Linked DNA regions of Homo sapiens: region 2 is linked to region 1. The links are chromatin loops, found by intact Hi-C in ENCODE. Cell type or tissue: HepG2. All regions are shown on one strand.

Region 1 (4,000 bases):
TCCCAGCTCTACATGCAAAGTGACTTCAGATGAGTGACTTAACTTCGCAAAACCTGTTTCCTCACCTGTAAAATAGAGATGGTAACACCGCTTTCTTCAAAGGCGTGTCATGAGCTAATGAGCATAAAATATTCAATACGAAGACTATTTGAATAGTCTAACAATATAGAATAACAATAAATTTTATCCATTAGGATGGTGATGATGATCACGGTGGTGATTCTGGTGGTGAGTAATGATTATGGGAATAATAGTGATGGAGATGATGATGATGACACTGAGTTAAGCCCCAGTTTGTGATGGCCAGATTTATGAGATATACTTACATGGATTCAGATGGACCTGGGTTCAGATCTGAGCTCTGCCACATCTTAAGTTGTGTGACCTTGGGCCATTTCCTCGACCTCTCTGAATTTTAATTTCACCATGTTTAAAATGGTGATGAGTGTCCCAATCTTGTACAGTTGTCTCACATTCAGGAGTGCACTCACAGAGGAGCTGCTATCCAATAAGGGCCCATTAAGTGGTATTTTTCCTCCCTTTCCTTTCCTCTCTCGTAGAATCCCTTATTAAATCCCAAGGAATTGCATATACTCAAGAAAAGGGCCTGGGCCCTGAAGTCTCTGCTTTGGTCTCAGCACTCTTCTCCAAGTAAGAGAAATCTCCTTAGACTAGCTTAAGGAAAAAGTGGGGCTTGTTAAAAGCCCCCGGGACTGTATCAGGAAGTGTATGGGGAGCAGGTGCATCCAGGTCTTCCATGACCCTGGAACTGTGAGCTGGAAAAGGTCTAAAACTAGAACGAATACCTATATTCTTTCTTTCTCTCTCACTCGGTGGCCACAGACTCTTTCTCTTCTTTTGTGATTACATGGTGGCAAATGTCATCCTCCTGACTCCTGAATTTCCATGTCTTCAGTTTAAACAGCCAGCAGAGCCTGAATAGCCCCTTTAATTCTATCCCAGGGATTCGTGGGAGGGAGAATCCGATTGGTCCAGTTTTAGGGAGGTGTCCTCCACTGTCCAGCCACCATTGGCTGGGAAGGTGGGATAAGGGGGTGGGGCTCAGAGAGAATAAATATAGCTGCCAAGGGTTTCACTGGAGCGTGGAGTGAGGGATATTCTTAGAGAAGGATGAACACCAAACTGCTTATTATAGCTTGGCTAAGATTTGCTGCACATTTCCCATGAGCAAGGCACTGTGCTAAGACCTCTGTATTATTATTGAATCCTCCCAATAACCCTCTGAATGAGGTTCTGCTTTTATCCTCATTTCAAAAATGGGTAAACTGAGGCTCAGAGGAAGATAGCAATGTGCCCAAAGTCACACAGTTGGAAGTGACAGAGCCTTCACCCAACCTCCCCTCATGTTGCTCTTTCCTTGGGGAGCTGCTGCCAGATTGATGTGCTCTTGCTCTTTGAATCTCGGAGAACAAGAGGCGCCACGCTTTGGTGAAACTCCAGCTGCCTGATGACGATTGTTATAAAGTTAGAGCACCTCAGGTTTGATCATTTAGCATTAGCTATGCTGGTCATACCCTGTATTCCAGAACTGTGTTGAGAAATGCAGTTTGTAGCATCCCAGGTGGAAAATTTCTGATTCTCTCTGATGGAGGATGCCAAGGAGAATTGGTCTCTATCCTGGTGGAAACATAAACATCAATTCTGAGAATGAAGGGGGGAAAATTAGGTCCTGGAAATTGACGGAAAGCTGTTTGGCATCTTGAAATTAACCAGGACTCCCCCTTTTGCCGCCTTCTTGGGCTCTGTCTATGGATTTCTGAGATACATTTTTAATCCTCCTGTTATTTCCTTTGACCTGGAAAATAATATAGATTGTTAGGTGCTTGGGCCATAGAATTTACACATAGGGAGAATTGACCTGATGGGGGGATGATGAGGCTGTTCGCTCACAAACCACACAATTTCATGTGCAGATGATGGACGTGTCCAGGACATTGCCTGGCACACAGCGAGTGCTCAGTACATGTCTGTTTTCTTCCTTTCTGTTCCTTCAGAGCAAATGTCATGCTGAGTTTGGGCGGTTATTTGTTGTTATTGACAAATATCTGTTGCTAGCCAGCAGAGGGCGCTATGAATGCAATTGGTGCAAATTGAAGAGAGGGCTTTCTAGGAAGGAGGAAGTAGTACACTACAATGCGATATCACACTCTGTAGCAAGTCTATTGATATTTAATGCCTCCAGGGACACACTCTTGCAGATATTCAGCAACAAGATATGAAACACTCATTATGTGCTTGATCCTGGGTTAATGCTAGTAGGGATGTAATAAACCACATTATTCTCTACCTCCATCAGGTATAGTAAAGCAGAGCCCTCAATTTACAAGGTTAAAGTTAAGGGGGACAAGGGTAACAAAAGATCTAAAGTGATAGCTACCATTTATTAAGCACTCACCAAGTGCCAATCATTGTGCCAAATGCATTTCGTATGTTATCTCACTTCAGCTGCCCAACAACCCCTGCAAATAGGTAGACATTTTACAGAAGAGGAAAGTAGGCTTATGAAAAGAGGTTAAGTAAACACAGTTTTGAAGGGTAGAATGGGGATTTAAACACGGGACTGTATGGCTTCAAAGTCCACAGATTTAACTTCAAAGCATAGTGGCCTCGACAAGTAGTTTAGGCAATAGACAACTGTGACTGTGGGGGATGATGAGAGTAACTATTCTTTCATCTTGCCACGTTAGGTATCTCTGGGCATTTGGTATTACAGTTAAACTGTGTGCTTTTTGGCAAGCAAATTTAGGATGCTGTATTGTGATCTCATGTCTGTAACAGCATATATAAAGCAGAGAAGCAGGTATACCCTCTCCCTTCCATACACCTTTCTTAGAGTCTTCAGAGTAAGTGGAAAAAGAATAAATGCTGAAAGTGAGAAAAATATGGTCTTACGCATTCCGCCTCTGAATAAATAAAGTCTGGGGCACCCTCACCCTTAACATTCACACATGAATTTGATATTAAAGAGCTTGAATAATGTTTCACATTCATTAGGATATCAGTTATCTGTTTATACCAAGTTTATTTTCCAAAATATTCAAGGTAGCTTACAAGGATGCATGAAAAACAACAGAATAAAATAAATAAAAATTAAGATAAATAAGACAAAGAAGGGAAACTATCTGGAAAAATAAGATGAACTCAGGAAAGAGATTAATGCATGAATTACATGGCAAATAGTATGATCCTGGTCTGTAAGCATCCCAGTGCAGAGAGAGAAATGTGTCAGTCAAAGAATGCGTAGAGCTCATAAGGCGAAAAATCTGGTGGCTCGGGAGAGACACATCTATTCCTGATTCTAAGACCAGAAAGTCATTGATATTTTCTCCTGCAGCCTGATAGAGAAGACACTATGTAAAGTAATGGACAGTATCCTCAGTGATGCCCTTATAGAAAACATGGATTTCATTTGACTGTCTTATAATATGTCCCACCAAAGTGCAATTTAGAAAAGTAAAAGAGTTCTCATGAAAGGAGGCAATATAAGATGCAAGTAGTCTGCTCCGTGATGACATAGGATGCTATTAAGATCACATTGTTAGAGACATAAAGAGAAAATAGTTAAGGAGATTGTTAGAATCATGAAGATTACACAAACAGTGTGAACATTCAGGTCAAGTTTGGAAAATGGGTTTAATATTGTATGGCATCCCCAATAAATTACAGTGGAGAAGCATTTGAGGCTGTATCTGTGGTGAAAGTGTGCTGCAATTGATTAGTGATGTCTGCCATGGGTGAGTGGTATCATTTATGGTAAGAATTTGCCATCTCAGGTTTGGACTGCTCTTGATGCTTGTTAAGGACCCTAGCTCTGAATGAGGTCAAGGGTCACCTCAGTCACTCGAGCCCTTTGCTTCATGACAGTTTTGTTCCTAATCGATCTCACATAGATGGGTATCTCTTATTTTGATATACTTCCTAAATTAGCCAAATGTAATGTTTCATGAAGCACTAAAGGAGAGTCAATAAATCTTCATCT
Region 2 (4,000 bases), 67 kb after region 1:
CATCCCCTCGTCAGCACACCTGCTTAGATATTGGTCAAAGGGAATGAGAGAACCTGGGATTCTCATGGCAGGTGGAGGATGTCTGTTGAGTAGACCCTATAGCTTCACAGAATACATCCCAGTGGTTAGTGAAGAGGCTCTGGAGTCATTCCCCAGATTGCCACTTTCTAGTTGTGTGACCTTGGCCAAGTAAAACCTCTATGTGCCTCAGTTTTCAACTCTGTCATATGAAGATAAATACCCACTGCCTGGGGCTGTGGAGATAATTATAGAAGAGAATGCTTGTAGAAGGCTTAACCTAGTGTCTTGCATATCTTAAATGAAATAAATATGAATTAGCCTTAATAAGTGTGGCTGCATAAAAAAGGATGAGTTCATGTCCTTTGTAGGGACATGGATGAAGCTGGAAACCATCATTCTGAGCAAACTATCACAAGGACAGAAAACCAAACACTGCATGTTCTCACTCGTAGGTGGGAATTGAACAATGAGAACTCTTGGACACAGGATGTGGAACATCACACACCGGGGCCTGTCGTGGGGTCGGGGGAGGGGGGAGGGATAGCATTAGGAGATATACCTAATGTAAATGACAAGTTAATTGGTGCAGCACACCAACATGTCACATGTATACATATGTAACAAACCTGCGCATTGTGCACACGTACCCTGGAACTTAAAGCATAATAATTAAAAAAACCAAAAATGTGTTTCTTGAAAAGACAGTGTATATAGAAGCACCTTAAAAAACTACAAATTGTCATTTGAATTTGTTTCTATTTTTATTTTCCAAGTTTTACATGATCACAACATATAAAATAAACATTTCTATTATAATTTTAAAAAAAGTAAGTGTGGCTGCTTTTATTTCTGGGAAATATTTGTGGGAACGAAAGGTGGTTGAATGAAACCTGCGCTAAGAGACAGACCTAGGCTTGCATTCCCACTTTGCTGCTTACTTGCTTGGTATTCTGGGCTTAGCTAATTTAACTCTGTGAGCCTCCATCTCTTCATCTTTAAAACGGAAACAATAATCCCTAACTCTCAAAGTTGTTTGGCGGAGATGAGATAATATTTATAAACTGCTTTGCACTTAGCAGGGGCTCTGTAACTGCTTGACTCTACCACTTACTTTGTGCAAATGACATTCCCTCTGCTGACTTAGTTTCCCCATCTGGAAAATGGGGACAATAATAGTACTACCTCATAAGCTTGCTGTGATGATTAAAAAATGTACTTTAAGCAAAGCTCTTAAAATGTGCTGGCATTATTAGATATAATAATTATTGTAGTACTAAAAGTTGATAACCAATATTTATTAGGTATTTAATTTATTAACTACTTACTATATTCCAGGCACTGTGCATTGCAGCCCTATGACTTAGGAGCTCTTATCAGCTCCACTTTACAAAGACTAAGTTGAGGCTTACAGAGTAAGATCTCTTGCACAAGGTCACCCTGCCTATAAGTGGCAGAGTTACTGTCATTATCAATGACTACAGTGGTGTGGATATGTGGGAACAGTGACCAGAACCCTACACAATTGCCATCTTTGTGGTTCCAGGTTCCAAAGGCCCCTAGGGAAAACTGGACTTCGGGTGCAGCCTAGCCGGGGTGATGGATGAACAGTGACAGCTCCTGCCGAAGAGTAAACACAGAGAAATATAGGTCAGTTCCGACAGCCAAGCCCCCATCCGCTTGTTTTACCCCAAAGCCAATCTTGTCAACTTGATCTTCTGCCCTGAACTTCAGCTGTCCTCCGGATGTTCTTGTGTTTCATGAATTATGCAGACTTGACAAAATGTGTGCTGCAAAGATTAAAATCTCTGTTCTTTTTATTGGAAGATCTTTCTTTCCTCCACGGAATTTTTTTTCTTCCTCTTGCTCTCATAGCATACTTTTTAGCCATCCTGCAGAGCACCTTCTCTCTTCTTTCTCTTAACAACTCAATTTGTGATTCCATTGCATGGTGCTAGTCTCACTGCAGATTCTGTCTCATTAATGAAATATACTTTACGGAATCCCAAAAGGTGTCCTCGATGAGCTTCCGGGAATTTCCATGAACAAATTTAGCAGATCAGGACTCCCACAGAAAAGCCCTGAATTGTATGTAGCATGTGCTCATATCCATGGTATAAATACCACCACGGTCAATTTCAAGCTACCATATGAAGTCGCTAAATATGAACTTGAGAAGAGATACCCACAGTCAGCTCTCATGAGCTCGTAGGATCTGGCTTCAGACATGACTGGGTTCAATTCTTAAATGCGATGGAGGCAATTATTATTATTGGTCTGAGTATAGGTCCTGACCATGCCACTTACCAGCTGTGGGAATCTGGGCAATTTACTTAACCTCTTGGAGCCCCAGTTTCACCATCTGTATATCAGTCAGGATAGGCTGGGTGTTGCTATAGAAACAGATAACCCTGAATCTCAGAGTCTTAACATAACAAAACTTTATTTCTCATTCATGTAGTGTGACAAAGGCATACTGGTTTGTTTTGGGGGTGGGGGGGTCTTTGCTCAAAGCTTTTCAGGAAAATAGGCAAATCGAGGCTTCATGTTGATCTGTTTTCACAATCATTTCCATAGCAGGGAAAAGGTGATATGCTGAATTGCATGCTCTGTTTTAAAGCTTTCACCTGAAAATGGCATATATCACTTGTACTTACATTTTATTAGCTGAAATGAGCAAATGGCAATACATAAATTCAAGAGGGTGAAGCAGAGTAATCCTAACATGTGCCTGGAAAGAGAACCAGAATTTCTTGGGAAACAGCCTTGATGATTACCCTAAGCTCTTAGATATCATTTTCTCTAGTGGCTTTTAATTTTTTTCATTAAGCAGCTGTGGCTGAAAGTGAGCAGAAAATATGGGTGGGCATTACACCTCTAGTCAATCCCCATTTTTCCACAGAGGCCCTGGAGACAGCCATTTAGAATGCTAGGATCTCAAAGAACATGATTGAAAACCTACAAATCTTGTTCCAACTCTCATTTTTTAGATAAGAACATTGAGAAGGTTATGGGACCTAGCTCAAGTCACACAGTAGATGAAGGTCAGAAATAGGACCAAGACCTAACTCCCAGTCCAGTGCACCTTCCCCTTAGTGACAGTCCACCACCCCAAATATCATCCTTGTTCATGAGGTTCACTGGTACAGCAGGTGGAGCTGGAAAGGTACACACTAATTATGTAACAATGAAGGGGTTTAAGCCAGAGGAAGGTGCTGGTTATATGTGGGTAGGACATGTACCCAAGAGTCTTTGAAAGGGGAGTCCCCACCAAGCACAAGCTGGAGGCATCAAGAGGAGGGAAGCACTGGGGGGAGTAGAGTGGCTCTGGGGCCACAGCAGGGGGTAAGGAATCATTCAGAGCTGGATTTTGGAGGTGGATGGTGCATCAGTCAGGACTTTATGTTGCAAGTGACATAAAAGTCAATTCACACTTACTTAAACAATCAGGAGAATTTATTGCCTAGGGTAATTGAAAAGTCCAGAGGTGCATCAAGATGCAGGCTGGCTTTATTGTAGCAGCACAATGGATGTCACCAAGAATTCAGGTACTTTGTTTCTTCCCAGGCTCCAGGATCTCCTTTGTGCAGCCATAGGATGGTTGTCAGAGTTCTTCCCACCGTGTTGTCTGAGGGATGAGGGACAGTTCTTTCTAATAGTGCCTGTGGAAAAGAGAGAAAGCTTTTCTTTCCTAAGAACCTCTGCAAACATGTTCCAATAACTCATGGATCTTGAGGCTGGCTACATGTATTTATCCCTAAACCAATCATGTGCCCAGGAGGTGGGCTATACTAATGGCTGAAGCCAGTCTACCCAAATAATATGGCTGAGAAGAGGGGAGTGCTGGCTTCAGAAAGGATATTTAGGCTACTGTTTGGAAAGGAAACATGGATGTTGGGAGACCCCAAACATAAGACTATCCATCACTGCTGAGTGGACAGAGGGGAGAGAAGATGGGGTTTGAGGTGGGAGGAAAGCAGCT

What was found. Hi-C counts contacts between places; a loop is a spot of excess contacts. Peaks named below come from ENCODE experiments on the same cell type or tissue, not always from the same donor. Only the 100,000 strongest peaks of a DNase experiment are listed, where the experiment ranks them.
Region 2: it touches region 1 in a loop (7-fold over the local background); 1 of 110 quality-filtered maps calls a loop at or near these places.

Annotation. Positions count from the first base shown.
Region 1 is chr12:118,712,110-118,716,109 of GRCh38, forward strand. No RefSeq gene overlaps it. Among named protein-coding and RNA genes, the nearest start is that of LINC02423, 48 kb to the right of the region's middle. In HepG2, a CTCF peak has its summit at 2,085 (motif pointing right); DNase peaks (open chromatin) are centred at 2,122 and 2,612.
Region 2 is chr12:118,779,470-118,783,469 of GRCh38, forward strand. LOC105370017 (a long non-coding RNA gene) reads left to right here and starts at 1,571. Exons shown (of 3, transcript XR_001749169.1): 1 at 1,571-1,668. In HepG2, no CTCF peak of the experiment used is centred here; a DNase peak (open chromatin) is centred at 1,592.